Linked DNA regions of Homo sapiens: region 2 is linked to region 1. Evidence: chromatin loops called from intact Hi-C (ENCODE). Cell type or tissue: dorsolateral prefrontal cortex. All regions are shown on one strand. Each heading gives the region's core, and the rest is flanking DNA. Links, peaks and the distances in the headings are about the cores only. Region 1 has its middle 47 kb from the start of CLPB. Region 2 overlaps PDE2A (phosphodiesterase 2A).

The links. A loop is a pair of places that touch in the nucleus more often than their neighbours do. Peaks named below come from ENCODE experiments on the same cell type or tissue, not always from the same donor. Only the 100,000 strongest peaks of a DNase experiment are listed, where the experiment ranks them.
Region 2: it touches region 1 in a loop (4-fold over the local background); 65 of 110 quality-filtered maps call a loop at or near these places.

The regions. Positions count from the first base shown.
Region 1 is chr11:72,473,859-72,489,392 of GRCh38, forward strand. It overlaps the pseudogene ART2BP. Among named protein-coding and RNA genes, the nearest start is that of CLPB, 47 kb to the left of the region's middle. In dorsolateral prefrontal cortex, for the core only: CTCF peaks have their summits at 8,573 (motif pointing right), 8,772 and 10,114; a DNase peak (open chromatin) is centred at 8,603; H3K27ac peaks cover 351 bases.
Region 2 is chr11:72,638,672-72,646,671 of GRCh38, forward strand. PDE2A (phosphodiesterase 2A) reads right to left here. Exons shown (of 31, transcript NM_002599.5): 2 at 3,583-3,655. Among named protein-coding and RNA genes, the nearest start is that of PDE2A-AS1, 18 kb to the right of the region's middle. RefSeq lists enhancers at 3,408-3,908, 4,343-4,932 and a silencer at 4,227-4,566. In dorsolateral prefrontal cortex, for the core only: CTCF peaks have their summits at 4,535 (motif pointing left) and 4,737; DNase peaks (open chromatin) are centred at 4,534 and 5,087; H3K4me3 peaks cover 4,962 bases; H3K27ac peaks cover 5,939 bases.

The sequences.
Region 1 (15,534 bases), core at 4,675-12,674:
TCCCAGGTTTAAGTGATTCTCCTGCCTCAGCCTTCCGAGTAGCTGCGACTACAGGTGCCCGCCACCATGCCCAGCTAATTTTTGTATTTTTAGTAGAGATGGGGTTTCACCATATTGGCTAGGCTGGTCTCAAACTCCTGACCTTGTGATCTGCCTGCCTTGGTCTCCCAAAGTGCTGGGATTACAGGCGTGAGCCACTGCGCCCGGCCCCCATTATGTGCCGTTTTAAAGCATTAACTGCTCTAGGGAGCTCTTATTTCCAGGTTTAGGGGGAAAAGAGAGTTCCTTAATGTAACCATGAAAGGTTTGATAATCAGAGAGAAATGGGAGGATATTCTACACACAGTGATCAGTGTGAGCCCAAAGTGTCCCGTCCATCAAGAGTTTAGATGTATTTTTAAAAATTTACTCTGTGTTATTTTGAAAGTTCCAAGTTTGATTTCTTTCTTTTCATAGTTAGTGGTCAGAATGAGTAGAGATAGCATTAGAGCTGGAAAAGCTGGAAAGCATATGTGAAAATGAATTTTAAGTGCATTGGACCAAAGAGGATGAAATGTAAGTTTGATAGTCATGAAATTATCAGCAGGAGTGTACTTACATGGATTCAGGCTGTAGTAATTAATTGAGTGCTCACAAGTGGCTTTAACAACTTGCTTGACTAGTTTACTGAAGCCTGGATTCAGTGGTGGTCTAGAGTCAATGAGGCTAAGGTGTCAAAGATCCAAAATCTCAGGAAGATGGGAATCTTGGAATGGACCTAAATGTGCAATTTTCCCAGCCACCCTCATCCATGACCCTGGAAGGTTCAGAGGATGCTCCATTTACTGTGGTGCTGAGATATGTGGACCTGATGGGCACCCCAAAAAGCATTGCCAAATGTGATAGTGGGAGATGCTACCTGAGAACTGGTAATAGGTTGCAGGGACAGAAAGGCTATTAGAATGCTTTGACCTTCGAAGATCAGTAGTAGCAACTAATTGATGGTAGGGTTCTTAGAAATGAACAGATAGACAGTCTACCAAGATGTGGCTTTATCTATATTATTGAAAAATAGAAACCTGATTCAAGTCACCACAGTGGGAATTTACTGCCTCATACCCAATTATTAAACCTAAGACAGTTCGCAGGCCTATTGCTCATTGATTGAGAGAAAGGCTCAGTCCCTTTAAGGAAAGATCTTGCAATGTGGCAGTAAGTATATATTACAAACAAACTTTCCTCCAAGCCTCCCCTGGAAAGGCCTGCAGCCACTTACTAAAATGACTGTGCATTGGGAGAGAAAATACCCAAACCCTTTGGAAGCTATTATACACTGGTTCTGAGTGTGTACTAATCATTGGTGGTACAAAATGCCAACCTGGTCTTCTGGTCGGAACAAGGGCTTATGGAGGTCATGTGATACATGGATTCTTGGCCTCAGTCCATCACTGGACAGTGGGTCCAATGAATCTAGTTATTTCCCTTGTTCCTGCATATATAGTTAAAATAGACATACTTAGTCATTGACTGAACCCCTTCCATTGGCTGCATGATTCACCATTGTTTAGTGTCTCTCCTTCACCCACTCCTATGGCCTCTGTGGCTTCATGACATGGATGACCTGGAGAAGAGATACGTAGATGGGCCTCTTGGAATGGGCATAGAGTATGAAGGCAATCATGTCCCACAAAAATACCCAACAGAGGTCATCCACTGCAGATGAGTCACTCAGTGATCAGGTGGACAAGATGACTGGATGTGCAGATGTCAGTTGGCCTCCTTCCCCAGCCCCTCCAGTTGTTGCTCAATGGACCAGGTACAAAGTGTCAAGATGGAAGAGATGGAAGCTGCACACAAGCTTAACAACATCTATATCCTCTCACCAAAGCTTATTTGGCTACCACCACTAGTGAGTGCCCAGCTGCCAACTGCAGAAGCCAAGGATGAGTCCCCAGTATGGCACCATTCCCCAGAGAAACTAGCCAGGAATCTCTGGTGGTAACTGATTTAATAGGAACCCTTCCTTCATTGAGGACAGAAAGTGCTCTCATGGGAATAGATATGTTTCCAGAGTTTTTTTCCTTGTTCCTAATGCTTCTACCAGAACCATGTCATTTTTTTTTTTTTTTTTTGAGACAGGGTTTTGCTCTATCACCCAGGCTAGAGTGAAATGTTGTAATCATAGCTCACTGTAGCTTCCAATATGAGCCCTCCTGGCCTCAAGATATTCTCCCACCTTAGCCTCCAGAGTAGCGGGGACTACAGGCACATGCCACAATGCCTGGCTAACTTTTTAAATTTTTTATAGAGACAGGATCTTGCTGTGTTGCCCAGGCTGGTTCAAACTCCTTTCTTTTCATGGTTAGTGGTCAGAATGAGTAGAGACTAGCATTGAAGCTGGAAAAGCTGGAAAGCACGTGTGGATTGCCTCAAGCAATCCTCCTGCCTAGGCCTCTCACAGCCGTGGGATTACAGGCAGGAGCCACTGTACCCAGCCAAGAATGTCATCTTTACCAACATGGTATCCCATACATCTGACCAAGAGGCTAATTTTATAGTGGAAGAGGTGTGGCAACAGGCTCATACCATGAGATTTATGTTAACCTTAGGATATATGTTATCACCCAGAAACAGCTGGCTTGAGAGAATCACCTATGAAGGTCATGGTTACTGAGAGAATGACCTGCTGAAGGTCAGTTATGGTGCCAGCAGAAATACAGCACCCTAACAAATGGAAGAGCAGTACATTCTTTACATCAGCAACCAATATATGACATTATTTTCTCTACAGCAGGGACACACAAGCATAGAAAGGAGGAGGGTGGAGTAAGAGAGGCCCCTCTCATGAATGCATCTAATAATCCAGTTAAAGAATATTTGCTTCTTGTCCCCACTGTCTTATTCCTTGCAGGTTTAGAAGCCTTAGTTGCTAAGGGAGAAAATGCTTCCAATAGGGAACATAGTTGCAGACTCGTTAAGTTGGAAGCTAAGACTGCTCAGTTGCCATTTTGTTTTCCTCATGCCGCTGAGCCAATAGGCAGAGATGTGGGTTACTCTATCGGCTGGGATAACTAATTCTAATTATTAAGGGGAAAGTGAATTACTGGATGTTTTAGAACAACATAATTCCTAGAAACATTAAGGAGAAACTCTAATTTTTAGTCATCTTCAGTATATCAATTATTTTATTTTAAACTTTTTTTTGTGTGTGTGGAGACTGCGTCTTGCCATCTTGCCCAGGCTGGTCTCAAACTCCTGGCCTCAAGCTATCCTCCTGCTTCAGCCTCCCAAAGTGCTAAAATTACAGGCATGGACCACCATACCTGGCCCAGTTATTTTATTTTAAGTATGACTTGACAATCTAGGGACATGTGGTTTAACATGAAATGTGAGAAGTTGGAATTCTTTTCTAACCTTTGGTCTGGGGAAGGACCTTGAAAGGTTAGTCTAGCCTAGGGATAAAAGCAGAAAACTCAACCTTTTTATGGGTTACATGGGAAAGGTATCAGGGGAGTGGACAGGCTCAGTTTATGATCACTCTCTGAAATGACGAAGACTTCTCAAATAAAAGAAGTTCAAAAATGGAGTCACAGCTGGGCTTGGTGGCTCACGCCTCTAATTCCAATAACTGAAGAGGCTGAAGGAGGGCGGGTTGCTTGAGGCCCGGAGATTGAGGCCAGTTTGGGCAACATAGCAAAACCCCACCTCGCTTAAATCTCTCTTAAAAAAAAATTCCAGCCACTTAGCCAGGCTTGATGGTGCGTGCCTGTAGTTCCAGCTACTCAGAAGTCTGAGGTGGGAGGATTGCTTGAGCCCAGGAGTTCAAGGCTACCGTGAACCATGATCGGACCACTGCACTCCAGTCTGGGTGACAGAGCAAGACCCCGACTCTAAAAATAACAAAATAAAAATTTAAAAATGGAGTCAGATCAAGGAGAACTCAAAGACAGCAAAGAGGCTTACTACAGATACTCACTCTTATCCTGCTGGCCCTGTCGACCATTCTCAGGTTCTGCCGTGCTCCAGATTCTGGCAGAATTAGGTCAGACGGCGGTGGAATATAGGACTGCAGACTTAAAGATGATAATAACATTCCATCGTTTAATAAAAATAGCTCCATGCTGGAAGAAATGGAAAACACGCACCATTGAGAAATTTTCTGTTGGAACTTACCTAAGATGGAAGGTGTCCAGGATGCAGACGTAAATGCAAGTCTGGAGTTCTGGACCCTACACTGGTGGTTGATGGTCGTTAGCACAGAAATAAGGCAACAACAATGAAGTTAGTGCTCAGGCCTCACTTTCACGGTCTTATGTGAAGTCTTTGTTCAACTACTAGATGACATCAATTTTAGACATGACAGATCACCTTTTGACTCCAATTTGGTGGCTAATAGTACAGGTAATATTTACTACCTCTGGACCCTCATCCTACTGACAGCTACTCCTTCATATTTTATAAAACAAGAAGACCCTGGAGTGGAGCTATGATGAGGGTCTGTTAGAGATGGTGGATTATAAATAAGAATCACAATTTTTCAGCCAGGCACGGTGGCTCACACCTGTAATCCCAGCACTTTGAGAGGCTGAAGTGGGTGGATCCTTTGAGCTCCGGATTTAAGACCAGCCTGGGCAACATGGCAAAACCCGTTGCTACCAAAAATACAAAAATTAGCTGGGCGTGGTGGCACGCCTGTGGTCTCAGCTACATGGGACACTGAGGCAGGAGGATTGATTGAGCCCGGGAGGTTGAGGCTGCAGTGAGCTGAGATCACACCACTGCACTCCAGCCTGGGCAACAGAGCAAGACCCTGTCTCAAATTAAAAAAACAAAAAAGAGAGAGAGAAACTGAAAGCAAACAAAAAATTTAAAACTGAATGTGAAAGGGCAGAGGGGAAACAAACAAACCAAACCAAAATAAACAATTCAACGATTTCCACAGAACAGCTCTAGTGGCCTGTACTGGGTATACAGTGCCAGGGTTATTAGCAGGACTGTAAGAGAATTCCTCCAAATTTTACAAAACTTTCAGTTTAAAGCTTTCTCTTATTATTTGACAAGAGCTCTTCAACTTCTCACTACAGGGCAGTGTTACATCATTTATAGAGGCTGTTGCACCAAGTTTCATTACCATGGGAGAGGCAATGCAATTTTGGCCAATTTTCCTTGTATTTTTTTCCCTCAACAAATAGCTACTCATACACACCATATTTTAATAGAAAGCCTCAGTCCTTGTCATCAGAACCTTCTTAGAAGTTTCTATTAGAGATATGCTTTTGGCCCACGTGAAGATGAAGTGCTGATTCCAAGCTCTAAGGTGTTTCAGAATGTCACCCTTAAAAACAATAATAATGTTAACTTTGAAAAAATAAAGCCAGTAATTTCTACTGCTTCTCAGTTCAAGTGAGTCTGGGTCTGCTGATGTCCTGGAATAGGGAGCAGGGCACCGGCACAGAGCCATGAGGCAATTTAGCAGTCCAGTAAAGCTCCCAACCTCTGCTATGCAGAAAGGCCAGAAGGATCTGTTGGGCACCAGGCAGAACGAGTTATGAAAACTACTGCCACGTTGGGGGACACATCAGAGGGCCAGGAGAATGGGCAGACCTGGTTCCGGGCAGAAGGCTGTGGCTGCTGCAGAAATTGGGGCAAGAGATGAGGGTGCCTGAACTCAGCAGGTGGCCATGGTGATGGAGGCAGGCTTGGGAACTGGTGCTCTCTATGAGGTGCTCTAGGAGGTAGAGAGTGGAAGCTGGGCAGACTGAGAGGGGTGGTCAGAAAACAGATTGATGGGCCTTGAGATTTCAAAGGTGGAGTAATTTCAAGTTCTGATTAGATTGTAGAATACGTCCATGGAAGTTTGTTCTAAAATTTCTCTGGAAAATATAGGAGCATTCCATACACAGAAAAACAAAAACTTAAGGTGTGATTCCAGGGGAACTTTGAGCTTTCGAAAGGAACTTTTGTAGGCTTGCAAAATTCCTATCGGGCCTTACTGGAAACAGGATGGTCAGGTAAATAGGCCAGCAGAGGAAAGATGCCACCTCACATCTGGAGCAAATGATTCCCACCAGATCCTGGTAGCTTCACCAAGAGTAAGTACACCAGTCAACCTGTGAGTAGAACACATATTTTGCAAAGCCATGTTGGGTGGAGAATGTCACAAAAAATAGCGTTTCCAGAGCCAGAGATACTTTCAGGGGTGGAGAAAGACAAGCACAGAGGGTTCCCCTAATGGCCAGAGGACCGCCAGGCCCAGATAGGAAAGGTCTTTCTCACATAAGGAGCAGCACCCGGGGTGCCAAGGTCATTCAGAGCTGAGGACTTGCAGCCCTAAGCACAAAGGCCTACAGGTGGAGGAACTGAGTTGTTCATCAGGCTTGACAGCTGCAGCAGTTTGAGACTTTCTTGGGTTGGAATTTCCAGTGGAGAGGAAAGGAACTAAAAGATAATATCCTTGGAATCTTTGGAGTGTCACAGGAATTCCCGGTGGTGAGAGTGGATTTCATATGAGAATGTAGAGGAGTGGGCCCGAAAGTCCCTCTGTCTGGTTTGTTTTTGATTTTTTTATTATTATTATTATAGAGACAGGGTTTCACTATGTTGCCTAGGCTGGTCTTGAACTCCTGACCTCAAGTAATTCCCCTTCCTTGGCTTCCCAAAGTGCTGTGATTACAGGTGTGAGCCACCAGGCCAGGCCTGGTTTATTGTCAGAAGGGTGGAGCTGGAAAGGTCTCATATGTCCATGTTCTGAGACATTTCTTCCCTTCACAGACACAAGAGAAGGCCTTGTGCTCCTGGTTCTCCTGCCTGATCTCCTGGTCTTGTTGCTTCCCACTAAGTGGAGCCCTTAACCTGCTTTCTGACTGCACATTTTCTATAGCGTAGAGCAGATATTAAAGGAAGGGTAAGGATCTGACTGCTTCCCAAGTTTGTTATAGCAAATACTAGGAAGCACGAGAAGTGGAATCTTTTCCTTGGTTCACAGTTACTGCTTTTTTTCTGCAAGGAAATCCAAAGGATCTCCTAATTGAATTCTAAGATTGTGTGACCTATTTCGAGATTTTTTTTTTTTTTTTTTTTTTTTGAGATGGAGTCTCGCTCTGTCGCCCAGGCTAGAGTGCAGTGGCACGATCTGGCTCACTGCAAGCTCCGCCTCCCGGGTGCAGGCCATTCTCCTGCATCAGCCTCCCAAGTAGCTGAGACTACAGGCACCCGCCACCATGCCTGCCTAATTTTTTTGTATTTTTTAGTAGAGACGGGGTTTCACCGTGTTAGCCAGGATGGTCTCGATCTCCTAACCTCATGATCCACCCACCTCGGCCTCCCAAAGTGCTGGGATTACAGGTGTAAGCCACTGCATCCTGCCCCCCTCCTTTTTTTTTTTTTTTGTGACAGAGTCTTATTCTGTCACCCAGGCTGGATAGCAGTGGCACAAACATGGTTCACAGCATCTTTGACCTCCTGGGCTCAGGTGATCCTCTCGCCTCAGCCTTTTGAGTAGGTGGACTACAGGTGTGTGCCAACATGCCTGGCTAATTAAAAAAATTTTTTTTTTGGAGATAGGGTCTCTATGCTGCCCAGGCTGGTCTCGACCTCCTGGGCTCAAGGAGTCTTCCTGCCTTGGCCTCCCAAAGTGCTGGGGTTACAGGTGTGAGCCACTGCGCCAGGCCTACTTTGAGAATTTCTAGTTAACATGACTTGTATTCTGTGTTTAAGTCCTTCAGTGTGATTAATAACCACGTACACTGTCAGCAATAGTTTAAATATATGTATTGTGATCATAAATGTTGTAAGTTGAAGAAATAAATGATCTGTAATAATGTTTCCCCTTCCTTGACTTGAGAGAATTCCATAGGCTGTGCTAGCTCCTGGCTAGGATTGTCCTCAGACCTACCTGATCCTTGAACTGGACACAGTAGTGATAGCTCATGTGACAGGTTTTTCACAGCTTTTCTTGATGCAGTGAATGCCCAGGTTAGACTGTCTAGACCAGGTTATTTTGACCTTGGCACTTTGGCATTTTGGATTAGATAATTCTTTTTTTTTTTTCCTTTTTGTGGAGAACAGGGTCTCACTATATTGTTCAGGCAGGTCTTGAACTCCTGGGCTCAAGCTATCCTCCCGCCTCTGCCTCCCTAAGAGCTGGGATTATAGGCGTGAGCCACTGTGCCCAGTGGGACTGGATTATTCTTTATCGAGGGGCTGTCATGTGCATTGTAGGATATTTGGCAGCATCCTTGGTCTATCCCCACTAGACTGCAATAGCATTCCTCCTTCCAAGTTGTGACAACCAAAAATGTCTCCAGACATTGCCAGATGTCCCCTTTTTGGCAAAATCACCCCTACTTAAGAACCACTATTTTAGACAAATCCATCTTCCTTCCCCACTGGATATATAATTGATCACAAAGTCTGTTGAATCCACATTCTTGAATTATCTTTCAAATCCATTTCCTCTTCTCTGTCGCCAGTGTTCCCAGTTTTCCAAGGGAATGCACAAGGCTCTTCTTAAGGTTTGGACGGAGTCCAGGTTTGGAAGAGTAACCCTGGAGCAAGGTATTAGCCAAGGCTGGGATTACAGTAGCCCATGCTGGCCACTGGGTGGTGTCAGTACAGCACCAAACCTGGAACCAAGAGGCGCGCTCAGAGCCAGGACCCTGCATTGCCCTAGAAGCAGCCGGACATGACACCACCCAGGCTAAGTCAGTAACATTTGGCACCATCTATCTACAGAGTGCCTACTGTGCACTGGGCACTCCAGAAGGTGCTTTACCCATAATAATAAGAAGCATAGTTAACCGTTATTGAACATTTCCTCCATGCTAGACCCTGGGTTCTGTGCTTTGCGTGGATTATATTCTTGAATTCTCACAACAATCCTAAGAAATAGGCAAGGCATATTTTGCCGGGCGCTGTGGCTCATGCCCGTAATCCCAGCACTTTGGGAGGGTGAGGCGGGCGGATCACGAGGTCAGGAGATCGAGACCATCCTGGCTAACATAGTGAAACCCCATCTCTACTAAAAATACAAAAAAATTAGCCGGGCGTGGTGGCAGGTGCCTGTAGTCCCAGCTACTCGGGAGGCTGAGGCAGGAGAATGGCGTGAACCCGGGAGGCAGAGCTTGCAGTGAGCCAAGATTGCGCCACTGCACCCCCAGCCTGGGTGACAGAACGAGACTCCCTTTCAAAAAAAAAAAAAAGAAACAGGCAAGTTCATTTATTTATTATCTCATTTCACAGATAAGAAAACAGAGGTACAGAGAAGTTAAGAAACTGGAAAAAAATCATATTTAATTCTTTCAAAAACGTTCAATAAATTCATTTAACTATTGGACATCTACTGTGTGCCATGTACTCTTGTAGATATGAGGGGTTTTTTTTTGTTTGTTTGTTTTTTTGAGACTGAGTCTCACTCTGTCACCAGGCTGGAGTGCAGTGGCGTGGTCTCGGTTCACTGCAACCTCCGCCTCCCTGGTTCTAGCGATTCTCCTGCCTCAGCCTCCCGAGTAGCTGGGACTACAGGCGCAGCCACCACGCCCGGCTAATTTTTTGTATTTTTAGTAGAGATGGGGTTTCGCCATGTGAGCCAGGATGGTCTCGATCTTTTGACCTCGTGATCCACCTGCCTTAGCCTCCCAAAGTGGTGGGATTACAGGAGTGAGCCATCACGCCCGGCCACGAAGTGATATTTTTAACCCCATATTATATGAGAGGAAGTAGATCTCAGAACATGAGTGTTATAGTCCAGGTTTGCACAGCTTGCTGAGTCAGTATTTTAACTCAGGGCTATGTGTCTGATTCCAGCACCTCCCTCTGCACCCGTATTAGAACACATTGAGAAGGCTCCCCAAGCCATGCCTCCTGTTGGCCTATCTCTCGCTGATCTGCTCCACAGTGGAACCCTCACATGCATCTACATGTTTCAGACAAGGCTCTGGGCACCCAAAGATTAACAAGACAGACCCAGAGCTTGCTTTCATAGAGCCCACAGTTAGGGGGTGCTCAGGGAAGACAGCTGTTCAAACAACTCATTCCAGAAGTTGTTATGTACAATTGTGCTGACTGCTAGAAAGGAAAAGCACGGGACAGGAAGTTGTGAAATAGTTTCAGGGAAGCCATACTTGTGTAGGAAGTCAGGTCGAACTTCATGGGAAAGGGGAATTTAGGCTGAGAGTTCAAAATTGAATAGCAGTTGATTGAGCAGTGAGTCATGGAGGAACTGTCTATACTAGAAATGAAAAGGCTTTGAGGCTGGGAAAGAACTTGGCCCTAATGGTCAGAAGGGTGAAGGGCAGTGAGCAAGGGATAAATAATAAAAATCATAATTCATAGAGGTAAGTGCAACTAATGTTTCCACGTGTCTTATTCTAACCAATTCTGGTTAAGAATATGGGTTCTGGAGCCAGACAGGCTGGGTTTGAATCCTAGCTCCACCATATTGGTTGTATGGCACTGGGCAAGTTCCACCTTCTCTGTGTCTCTATTTCATCATCTGTAAAATGGGAGCAAAATTGTCCCTATCTTTTCAGGCTGCTGTGAGAATTAAATGAGTTAATATACGTAAAGCACTTAGTAAAGCACCTGGCACATGGTAAGTGCTATTTTTTATTACTACTCTTATACAGTTTGATACATAGAAATTTACATTCGATACATACAAATTTATATTCTACTCTCGTTGTTTTACAAGAAAGCATCTCCCCATGTGGTTAAAAACTTCTTTGTAAATGCACACTGTGTATGATTACATATGTTTGTAAGAGCATGGAGGAAAGCTAAATGCCTCTCAGAGTGGTAACGTGGTTACTTCAAAGAGAAGAGGGTGGGAGGACTTCATCCACTTTTTCTTTATGCAACTCTTTATTGCTCCTCTGGGAACAAAAAAAAAGAGAAAAAACCACCTAAAGAATAGAACAGAGAGCCCAGAAACAGACCCACACATATATTTATGTGTGGGATTCATGACAAAGGTTCCATTCCAATTTATCAGTTATTTAAATAAATGGGTTGATGGGATAACTAAGCTGAAAAATTGAACCTTGACTCCTTCCTCGCAACTACCAGAAATTAATTTAGAATGGATCGTAGACTTAAATGTGGAAGCTAAAATAAAGCAATCAAGCCTCTAGGAGAATATGGGTGGAAAAGAGTTCCTAGACAGAACATAAGATTGATAAATTGGATTTTACCAAAATTAAGAACTTCTGTTCACCAAAAGACACCATTAAGAGAGCAAAAAGGGGCCAGGTATGGTGGCTCACGCCTGTAATCCTAGCACTTTGGGAGGCTAAGGTGGGTAGATCACCTAAGGTCAAGAGTTCGAGACCACCCTGGCCAACATGGAGATACCCCATCTCTATTAAAAACACAAAAATTAGCCAGGCATGTGGTGCATGCCTGTAATCCCAGCTACTCGGGAGGCTGAGGTGGGAGAATTGCTTGAATCCAGGAGGTGGATGTTGCAGTGAGCTGAGATCATACCACTGCACTCCAGCCTGGGAAACAGTGAGTCTGTTTCAAAAAAAAAAAAAAAAAGCGAAAAGGCAACTCATAGACTGGGAGCAAATATTTGCAGTACATATATCTGACAAAGGAATCATACTAGATATTTAAATAATATGTATGAAATATCATATGTAATATTCACGACATCAGTAGGAATATATATAAATATAGCATACATGTGAAAAATTAAACAGCAATGAGAATAGTGAACTACTAACATGATACATGAAAAATATGGATGAATCTCAAAGACAATGTTAAATGAAAGAAGCCAGACATACAAAAAGTGTATATTATGTGATTCCATTTATATGACATTTTAAAATAGGATAAACTAATATATGGTGGTAGAGATCAGAATAGCAGTTACTGTTGGAGTGGGTACTGATTAGTAGGAGGCACAAGGATGTCTTTTGGGGTGCCAGAAATGTTCTGTATTTTTTTGGTGGAGGGTGATGGAGTTTTGCCCTTTTTGCCCAGGCTGGAGTGCAATGGTGCAATCTCGGCTCACTGCAACCTCTGCCTCCCGGGTTCAAGCAATTCTCCTGCCTCAGTCTCCTGAGTAGCCGGGACTACAGGCACACACCAACATGCCCAGCTAATTTTTGTATTTTTAGTAGAAATGGGTTTTCACCATGTTGGCCAGGCTGGTCTCAAACTCCTGGCCTCCCAAAGTGCTGGGATTACAGGCGTGAGTCACCAGGCTTTGCCAACGTTCTGCATCTTGATCTGGGTGATAGTTCCACAGGTGCACACATAAGTAAAACGTTATTAACCTTAGGATTTCTACACTTTGCTGATGTAAGTTGTATTTCAATAAAAAGCCTTTTTGTTTTGAGGCGGAGTCTCGCTCTGTCGCCTAGCCTGGAGTGCAGTGGTGCGATCTTGGCTCACTGCGAGATCTGCCTCCCGGGTTCACGCCATTCTCCTGCCTCAGCTTCCCAAGTAGCTCGGACTACAGGCGCCTGCCACCACGCCCAGCTAATTTTTTTTGTATTTTTAGTACAGACGGGGTTTTACTGTGTTAGCCAGGATGGTCTCGATCTCCTGACCTTGTGATCTGCCCACCTCGGCCTCCCAAAGTGGTGAGATTACAAGCGTGAGCCATTGCGCCCAGCCTAAAAAGTCTTTTTAAAGTCTTAGAAATAAAATTCAAAGGTGAATAATTTAGTGTAAATCATAATTAACCACACAAAGAAATAAGGTATCATGGGCAAGGACTAGTAGAAATGAAAACAGAGAGATTCAGAAGACAAAAAATCCAGTAATGGAATTATCAGAGTTTATATAATAACATGCTCCATAAGTATAAATAAACGACAGAAATGCTTGAGAAGCATGTGTAGGAAATGAGAAACTATAAAGAATTGCAAAGCAGACTTGAAAAAGAGAAAAATAGACTTTCTAGACATAAAGTCATAAAATAATTATAATTGAAAACTCAGTATATAGAACTCCCTTTTCCCTGAAGATGAAATAGGTGTACTTTTCCCTATTCTTCCTGCCAAGTACAGCTAAAGTCCCTGTACATTATATGTAAAATAAACATTAGACTTTGGAAGATGTGCAGAAGAAGGGAGACCAGATAGGGACTTTGGGACTGAAGGAGTGACACAGTAATGAGTTCTCTACATTTTCTTCCTGCCTCATATATCCCAGACTTGGAAGTGAAGAAGCGAGCAGTTTGCAAATGCCAACATGCACAGACAAGGAAAGGCCCAACAAAGGCTTGCTCTTTCCAGCCAGAAGACCAGGAAAGGAGAACGCAGAAAGACAGAAAACTTCTAAACAGTAACTGCTATACTCTAGCCAAACACCAAAGAAAAACTGTGATTCCTCCACCACCCATGTCTGCAAAGGCCAAGTGGGGAGTGTAGATTTACACTACTCGACACTAATGAAGCACCCCAACCCCTGCGGGGTAATGTCAGAGAAGACTGAGTAGGGAGCTGGGACTCTCATCCCTGCTAGATAGTAACAAGTTTCCCTCCCCACTGCAGTGTCAGTGAGGACCACGTTGGGAGTCATACCTGGCAGTCATGAGGAGCTCTTCTCCTTATGTGTCAATGGAGGCTGGGTGGAGAACTTGCACTTCTAGCCCTGACTGGTAATAATCAGGTGGTGCCACCCTGTTATCCCCTGCTGGAGTGGTTATTTAAAAAACAGCTAAAACAGATAATTTAAATACAATTCAGATTCTTATAACATAATATCTAAAATGTACAGGTTTAATAGAAAGCCACTTGCTGTACTATGTTAGTCTGCTCAGGCAGCCGTAACAAAATACTATAGACTGGATGGTATTTATTTATTTCTCAGAGTTCTGGAGGCTGAAAAGTCTCCAGATCAAGGTGCCAGCCCAATCAGTTCCTAGTGAGGGCTGTCTTCCTGGCTTTCAGACGACAGCCTTCTCACTCGGTCCTCATGTGGCCTTTCCTCTCTGCTCACAAGAGGAAACAGACAGCAAGTTCTCTGCTGTCTCTTGTTATAAGGGCACTAATCTCATCAGACAAAGGGCCCATCCTCATGACTACATCTAACCCTAATTATCTCCCAAAGGCCCCATTTTAAAATACCAGCACATTGGGGGTTAGGGGTTCAACATGTTAATTTGTAGGACTCAAACATTTAGTCCATGACACAAACCAAAAACCAGAAAGATCCTAAACTTAATCAAAATGGACAATGCATAGATGCCATCAGCAAGATGACAGAAATGTCAGAATTATCTGATAAAGATTTTAAAGCAGTATTGTAAAAATCACTTAATGAGAAATTATGAACACACTTGAAACAAATGAAAAAATGGACTGTCTAAGCAGACAGATAAAAGGGGAAGGAACAAATGGAAATTTTAAAATGGAAAAGTACAATGACTGAAATAAAAACACTCAGTGGATAGACTCAACAACAGAATAGAGGAGACAGAAAAAAAACCAGTGAACTGGAAAATAGAACATCAAAAATTGCCCAATTGTAACAACAGTGAGAAAATAGACTGAAAAAAACATTAACATGGCCTTAGAGACCTGTGAGACCCTAGCAAAAGATGGAACATTGCTGTCATACAGCCCCAGGAGAGGAGAAAGAGAGTGAGGCTAAAATGGTATTGAAGACATAATGGCTGAAAATTCCCCGAATTTGGCAAGAGACATAAACCTACAGAGTTAAAAAGCTGAGAAAAACCCACACAGGATAAATCTAAAGAAATCCACATCATGGCACATTAAAGCCAAATTTCTGAAAACTGAAGACAAAGAAAAAATCTTGCAAGGTACAGTGGCTCATGCCTGTAATCTCAGCACTTAGGGAGGCCAAGGTGGGAGGACGGCTTGAGACCAAGAGTTTGAGACCAGCCTGGGCAGCATAGCGAGACCCTGTCTCAATTTAAAAAAGAATATATATATAAAATATATATGTGTGTGTGTGTGTGTGTATGAATAAAAAAAGTAAAAACAATCTTGAAAGCAGCAAGAGAGAAATAACATCTTGTATATAGGGCAAAAATAATTCAAATGACTGCCAATTTCTCATCAGAAACAATGGAGGCCAGAAGAAAATGGCACAACCTTTTTCAAGTGCTGAAAGAAAAGAACTGTTGACCTAGAATCTTATATCCAGTGAAAATATCATTCAGGAATGAAGTAGAAATCAAGACATTTATGAACAAAGGAAAATAAAGGAAGCAAAGGAGAATTTGTTTCCCGTAGACCACTAAAAGAACAGTTAAAAGAAGTTCTCTAAACGTAAAGGAAACAATAAAAGAGGAAATCGTATAACATCAAAATGGAAGAATAAATGTGGTATGGGAAAATTTGGGCAAATAAATACAAACACTTATTCTCCTTTTGAATTTTCTAAAGTGTGTTAGATAGTTGCAGCGAAAATTGTAACACTGCCTGATACGGTCCTAAATGCAGAGAAAGGAAATTTTTAAGACAATTGTATCATAAATGGGGGATTAAATGAATTTAAAGGGAGGTAAGATTTCCAGTTTCATTCAAACTAGTGAATGATAACCTAGTAGACCGTGATAATGTACATATGTAT
Region 2 (8,000 bases), core at 1-8,000, 160 kb after region 1:
AATTGCATGAGTTAACCTGCTAAATGAGACATTTGTGAAAGGACCCTGGAATTTGGAAATAACTGCCTAAAAGATGATGAAGATGACAATGTCAACGACAATGAAGATAATTCCAGCCAGAGACAATGGGATAAAAAAGGTACCGTGAAAGCTTGAGAAGGCTGGAGGCCCAGGGATGGCTACCCAAAGCCAGACAGTGTTGCCTGGGGAATGGCCAGCAAGATCCCTTTTGCCAGTCAGGCCAGAACCTTCCTCAGCCCCAGGCTGCATTTCTCTGCCCACCCCAACACCCCCTTCAAGGTCCAGTTCAAGCCTATTCATTTCAGAGAACCTTCTGGTATGTGACACTGCGGCATCGACCCCAGCCCCTTCCCTGACTGACTCAGACTTCTCTAAGCCTTCCAATCTCAAGGAACCTTGGATGTTTCTTCTCTCAAGCACCTGCTGGGAGGCAGCCCAGTAGGGTTTTCCCACAGCTCTCTCTGGAAGGTATGACCTCGATCCCCCTACAGACTGCGTCAGTCTAGAGGGTCCCCAAAGGTGTGACCAGCTCTCTCCTTTCAGATAAGTGTCTCTGTGAGGATGGGGACTCTTTCTCCTCCATCTGACCTGGAGTGAACACAAATAGAACTAAATCGAGGTCTTCCTGGTTGTCTCCAGGGGCTGCAGCCACACAGAGAAGGGGCGAGGGCAGGTGAACTTGGAGAAGTGAGTGCTTGGCTGCTCGGCTGCTCAGCCCCGCTGACATGAGCCAGGAAGGGCGCTGGGCCACTATGGACTAAGACTGCATGGCTGGCAAACTCCAAGCCCAGCCTAAGCTGTTCTTACACCAACAGGCGCCACCAAAGACACCACCCAGGCCTCACTGCCTGCGCCGTATGCCTCCCCTCTGCGGAGCACGAAGTGGTGTAGTAAACACAGTGACCTTGCTGCCACGTGCATCCTCTCCACACCCTCCTCCAAACCAAGGCCCCAAACACCAGTCAAACTAAGAGAACAAAGGTTCTCAGACCACGACATTGCCTGCCGCCCGCCTGTCCAGCGCCTGCTCCGCCGGAAACCCAAAACAAAGGGCTTGGTCAAGGCAAGGAGGATGAAGGGCAAAGGGTAGGGGCAGCTGGGGTTGGGGGGGCATGGAGAACATTCCAGGGCATCTCTAGGGACCTGATCAGGAGGGGAGCAAGAACAGGATGGCAGCCAAGCCCTTTTGCACACATGCGTCACTCCACAGACATTTATGGGGACACCCACTATATTCCACACGCCCCAAATGTTACAGACCTCATTCCTCACACACACCTCATGCACACACTGCCACCGCAGCACATTCTACAGTCCTCAACACCCCCAACACACACACCGCCAGCTCACTGGCCATCCTCCACTCACTCCTCACCACAGGCACACACAGCTCATGGGGAGAAAAGATCACATAATTCACACGTCACACCAAAAAGTCACCCAGCTCACACACCCTCACTTCACACCACACTCACACCGTCTCCCACCACGCACCTCACACACCTCTCACCTCCCCAGCCACAGGTGTATGCATCCAATTAAATTCAATACGCACGCCACCTAGACACAGAGACACATGCAGACACAACCTGCATAGATAATGTGCACACCTAATGTCACACGTTTGTGGGCACACACAGCCCCTCAGCATAGACAGCGCTGCTGGCCCACTGCCTCCTCCCACCCCACCCCATTCCCATATGCACGTGTACATGCACGCACACACACACACTCACACACTCACACACTTGTCAACTGGCTCCTCACCTCAGACCCCTCAGCCCTGGCTGCAACCCTTTCCTGTCCAGAATCGCGGGAGCAGCCACCACACAGACACATGACATTCAAACACCAGCACTCAGGTCCTAATAGATATATTACCCAAGCAATCCCAGGATGTGCCATAGTGACTCTAAGCCAGCCACCTAGGCTGCAAACACATTGGCACACACGGCACCCCCTGCCCCAACTCCTCTCTGACAAGACACCCAGTGGAAACCATCAGGCCCCTGCAGTGGCCCTTCCTGGCCACACACAACAGCCAGTAACACACACAACTACATATAGAATCCTGTATGCAAGCTGTCCCTACAACAACTCCACTGTACAATAACAGACATACAGCCACATACACACAAGTTCTCTACACACACAACAGCCACACACCCAGCTACCACTCCACAGCCACAACACTGCCTCCCCAGCCACACATAGCACACAATGCCATAGACCCATAATTCCCATAATCTCCCCACAAATAATCCCACTCTCGATGACACATTCATACACGGCACAACACACATGATTACACACAAGACACACCCAACACATGCAACCCAGCCCGTGCTACACACAGACAGGAACACTCACACAAACACATACACTATAGACCCACCCAGCCTGGACACATCCCACCGCAGGTTGACACCAGATTGCAGTTTACTCTTCCCTATCTCAAGCCCTAGCCGCCCCCGTCAAGACCAGGGCAGCTGGGATGAGGGGCTTTATAAGTTACAAAAGCCAGTGCCCACCACATCATCCCCCCACCACCTCAGATCCCTGGGCATCGCCTGAGGGCAGCACACTCCACATTTAGGCCCTTCCACCTGAGCCCACACCATGCCATGCCTGAGAACATGGGGGGCGGGGGTGTCCCAGGGACACTAGCCCTGCTCTCTGAGCCTGCCCCCTCCTCACCACAAAGCAGAGGTAGATACAAGAGGAAGGGGTGGCTGCAGAAAGAGACCCCAAAACGAAGATGGAGACCTAGAGAAACAGGAGAGAGACCAAGATAGACCAAGAGAGGTGGGCACATGGGGCAACAGACCAAATTAGAGAGCCCAGAAATACTTGAAGAGAAACCAGAGGAGAAGCCCAGAGAATAAAGTGGGACCACTGTACCTGGAGAGGAACAAGAGGAGGGGCCCCCCACGAGGAAAGACTCGGAGATCTCCAACACAGGAGGGAGGGAAGGGATCGGGGAGTGGGTCCCACAGAGAAAGCCAGTGAAGCCCTGATGGAAGGAGAGATTTGGACTCTGGGGTAGGTTCCAGGCTGAGGACTGAAGTCCAGATGTTTGGGTGGGAATCTGAGCGGGTGTCCAGTTGAGGCTTGGAATGGAGGTTTGGGGCTTTGGGTGAGGCCGGCTCTGAGGTGGAGTCCTGGATGACAGCTGGGGGTTCAGGTGCTCCAGGTGTGCCGGGAGCCCCACATATATGGTGAAGGTTCCGAGGCGTGGGCAGGGTCCCCACTAATCTAAGGAAAGGGAATTCGAGGCTTGGGCACAGCTCTCAGTGTGCACTGCGGTCCCACCGTGGACTGGAAGCTCAGTGCTTGGGGTGGAGCCCCGGATCCGAAAGGAGTTCAGAGTCTGGGGTGACGTGTGGACTGAGAGCTGGGGCTTCAAGGGCTCTTGGTCTGCGCTGCCGTCCCAGCACAGGAGTAGAATTCAGAACTAGAGGAGGGGTCTCCTCCCTGAGAAGGGTTCGGGGGCGGGCAGACCCGGCCCGGCGCTCGCCGGACACCCCGTTCTCCTGGTGCCCAGCGCGGGGGCCCCCCTACCTGCAGGCTGTCGGCGCATGGCTGCGGCGGCGGCGGCGGCTCGTCCGGCTTGAGGAAGACCTGCTGGCCCCGCCTGAGGAATTGGACAACAGCGATGAGGATGTGGTGCAGCACCAGGACCATGCTCGCAGCCGCCCGCCCGCCCGCCGGCCCGGCCGCTGCGCTCGGTCAGCGCGTCCGCGACAGCTTCGCCTGGTCCGCCCGAGTGTCCGCCCCGGCCCCGCCCCGGCCCGCCCCCCGCCCGCCCCCGGCCCGCCCCGGCCCCGCCTATGTCCCCGCCACCGCGGACCGCACCTCTCGGCCCGTCGGATCCTCCGACCCCACCGGACACCCGGCCGCTGTCACCCCGCTTCTGTCTCGCCCTGGGTTCCCTCGGCCCTTCCAGCTGGCCTGCTGTCAGCCTGCGCTCGCTGCCCCTCGCCCCGTCGCCACTTCTCTCGCATCTCGCAGGGGCCGCTCTCAGAGCCTCCACCCTGTCTGATCGCACCCTGTTTCCCCGCCACCACTCTGGGGTCCGGGGCCCGGCCAGAGCCCCAGGCAGAGACCGGCGCAGTGGGGTGGGGTGGGGAGGGAAGGGGAAGGGGGGCAGGGGCCGCGGACACCGCAGGAGCCTCGGGCTTGCTCCTCTCCCTCAGCCTAGGAGGCAGGGGGAAGTCGGGAGAATGTTGGAGGTCGCTGTGAGACGGACAGGCCCTGGAGCAGTCGCCCATCTGCGAGGGAGACACGTGCGCACAGACACCGAGCGCACACACGGCGGCCGCCACTGACTGGGGCCCCCAGGCCTGGGTGGGCAGGTCTCTGTCGCCGTCCCCGGAGCCGGAGAGGGTGCAGGCCCCAGGGCCACACGGTCCGCAGTTCCGCGGTGGGACCCGCGCTCCGGGAGCGCGTTTCTCCGCAGAGCGGCTTCTGGGTTCAGGAGCCTGCGGCAGCCGCGACGCTCCTGCGCCCCCTGCCGTCCCATCGCGGCGGCGCAATCCGGCCTCAGTTGCCGGCTGCCCGGAGGGGCCGCGTCCGGGGATTCAGCGGGTCACCGGGGTCAGCTCCCTGCCCGGACCGACCCGGTTCTTAGGCCTCTGCTTGGCATGAAAGCGGTTGGGGCGGCAGGACGTGTCTGGACTGGAGGGTGCGCTTGGGTCTCGCTAGGCCTTTGCCAGCGACTTGCCGCATGACCTTGCTCGGATCCCCTCCCCCCACTTCCTGGGCCTCAGTTTTCTCATCTCCCTCACAGGACGGCCAGGAGGACCAAACCCGGGAATGGCGGGAAGGTAGAGTCCCCCGACAGCCCTCAATGTGGTCTGACCTGAATCCCCCCGTCAACTGCACTGCCGGCCCCTCTCTCTGCAGCTCCCCTCCTCACCAACTCTTGGACGGTGACTCAGTGAGCTCCCAGCCTCCCAGCCTCCCAGCCTCCCAGCCTCCCCACCTCAGCTGGGTGATTCATCAGGGCCCTTTCTCCCTGGGGAGTGATTTTCTCAATGTTGAGTCATTGTGCCCATTCCTGGACACAGTCCAGGCAGCTGGCACATAGCCTTGGCAGAGCCCGGCCACCCCACCAACTCAGGGGGCAGCCCTCCATGCCAGCGTTTCTCCCACCTTTCTTTCTGAGGCATGCTCTGGCATGCTCTCCCCCACTCACCCTCAGTGGCTCCCTACCACCAGCACAATAAAGCCCGAGCCCTGAGCCTGGCGGGCCAGACCCTCTACAGCTGAACCCTTGCTTGGTCATCCAGCTCTGACTCCCCTCCCCACCATTCCTTACATTTCTACTTCTTGCTCTTCTCACATCAATGACTGACTGACTCTCACCTCCAGGCCTTTGCCCATGCCACCCCACCCCCAATACCCTCCCAGATCCTTCCCTCCTGCCTGTCATTTAGGGGCCATTTGAAGGCCCACCTCCTCTGGGAGGGCTTCCCTGGTTACTACCTTATCCCTCTGGGTAGCCCTTTTTTGTGTCTTTCCTGGGAGTCACATCTGGGGACTTAGGAGAGGTGTAGAGTAAGTGATCTGGGCCAAGTCAATGTATTTTACTGAATCTTCCAAACAGGGGCAATTCATCCTACTTATTAACACTGTAGAAAAAATTACCTGGGCTAAGATGTGTAAAGGTTCTGGCCCCCACAGGGCCTCCCTTCCTATTTTTGGCCTCAGTTTTCTCTTCCGTAAAAGGGGATGACCCATGTAAGGGCTGTTGGAAGGACTAGGTCTGAGTCTGAGCTCAGTGCACAAGTCTCTTGGTAAATTCTGAGCATGTGTCACTGGCTCAGTCCTGGGCTCTGGACAAGGCTGGGTGAGATACAGGTGCCCGGGAGGTATCTGTTACAGCCACTGGCCAGAGTTACTTGTTCTTCAGGGGAGGCCACCTCAGACCATGGTCAACAGCCGACCCTGGCCTGGCACCGCCACCATCTCTTGGGCTCCCAACTCCAGGCACCACCTCCATGGCACTCACCTCTTGAGAAGTTATTTTATTTATTTTATTTTATTTTATTTTATTTTATTTTATTTTATTTTATTTTTTTGAGACGGAGTCTCGCTCTGTCACCAGGCTGGAGCGCAGTGGCGCGATCTCAGCTCACTGCAACCTCCGCCTCCCGGGTTCAAGCAATTCTCCTGCCTCAGCCTCCCGAGTAGATGGGACTACAGGCATGCACCACCATGCCCAGCTAATTTTTATATTTTTAGTACAGATGGGATTTCGCCATGTTGGCCAGGATGGTCTCGATCTCTTGACCTCATGATCCACCCACCTCAGCCTCCCAAAGTGTTGGGATTACAGGTGTGAGCCACTGCACCCAGCCAAGAAGTTATTTCTTCAGTCTTACTTGAATCTCTCAAACTACAGCTCAATGACTGGGGTCCCTGGTGTGTGCTCTATGTGTCCCTCAGCTCAAAGAGTCTTTCTGTGTCAACCTTTCAGATCCAAGCATTCCTCAGAGGGTTTGAGTCCTAACTGTGCCATAGACTTGCTGTGGGATTCTGAGCAGGCCACAGCACCTCTCTAGGCCTCTATTTCCCCATCTGTGAAATGTTATTACACTAGACTCAATAAACAAGTGCACTGCTTTCTTCCAGTGCTTGGTAGAGTGCAGAGCCCTTTCAGAAAAACCCTCTCACACAATCCTTGAAATTCCCCAACCAGCACCCTTCCTGAGGGGGCAACCAAGGCTCCTTGAGTTGGCACATTTAAAGGCCTTGCCGAGCTCTTATAGCTAGGAGTGACCCCACTCCAAGGACTCCTCCACTCACACGCAGATCCCTACCTCACTCCAACTGCACAATCTGTGATCCTGTTCTGGGTTCTCACCCTGACTCATGTTAGAATTGCCTGGGAGCATTTTAAATACTGATATCTGGAACCCCCATCCCAGATGTTTGTGAATGTCCCCCGGTGATTCTAATTTGCTGCCAGGTCAGAGAACCCTGGAGTAGATGCATCTCCTCCCTGGCTGACCTCTGTCCCATGGAGGTGAGGGCCAGGGCTGGCCCCTACTGGCCGAGTGTATACATCTGGGGCTGGGAGGCTTTCGCATTTATTGAGCACATACTGTGTGCCTCACATTTCATCTTCTCAACAATGTTATAGGGTGGGATCTATTATTAGTCACACTTCACAGATAAGGAAAACTCAGGCACAAAGTAAACTGCCCACAGTCACATAGCTTGTAAGTAGTCAAAATTCAAACCCAGGCCATCTCACTCCAGTCTGTGCCTTAAATACATTCCTTGCTTCTTGAGCAAAGCCAGGTAAGGAAATCAGATTTCCCAGCTCCTCTTTTGTCCCCAAGAATGCAGTGGCTGAGGGTCCTACTATCCCGGTGTCTGCACCCTCTGCCCATCTCGGACACCAGGAAGCCCAGTCCCAGCCCCAGCTTTCCTCCCAGCTCCAGCTTAGGAATGCATAGCCCAGCCCCTCTAGCCAACTCTTTTTGTCTTCCCACCTTAGAGGCCACTTGGCCTGGAAAAGGTGACTCAGCTGTCAGCCTGGGTCCTGGGCCCACTCAACCTCAGGCCCTGTCTAGGAACCAGCCCTGCCTTGTTCCTAATAAAAATGACACCTCTCATTGGTAGGGCCTTGTGCTGGCAAAGCATTTCCTCACCCAGGCCAGATCCAACAGCCTCAGGAGGCACGGCATTAGCCCCATTTTACAAATAAGGAAAGTGAGGCTCAGAGAAATGTAGATGCTTACCTGAGATGGCACAGCTGGTTACTATAGGAATGTGAACCCTGGCCTATAGACTCCAAACCCAGTGCTCTTTGCACCAAGGATAAGCAGCTACTATGTAGCCCAGGACCCCCCAAAGCCAGGGCAGGTTCACTCTGACCATGTTCACCCTCTGCTCATAATCTTCACTGGGCTCCCCATGGCCTCCAAGGCAACATCCAAACTCAGTATAAGATGCAAGGCTCATCCCCA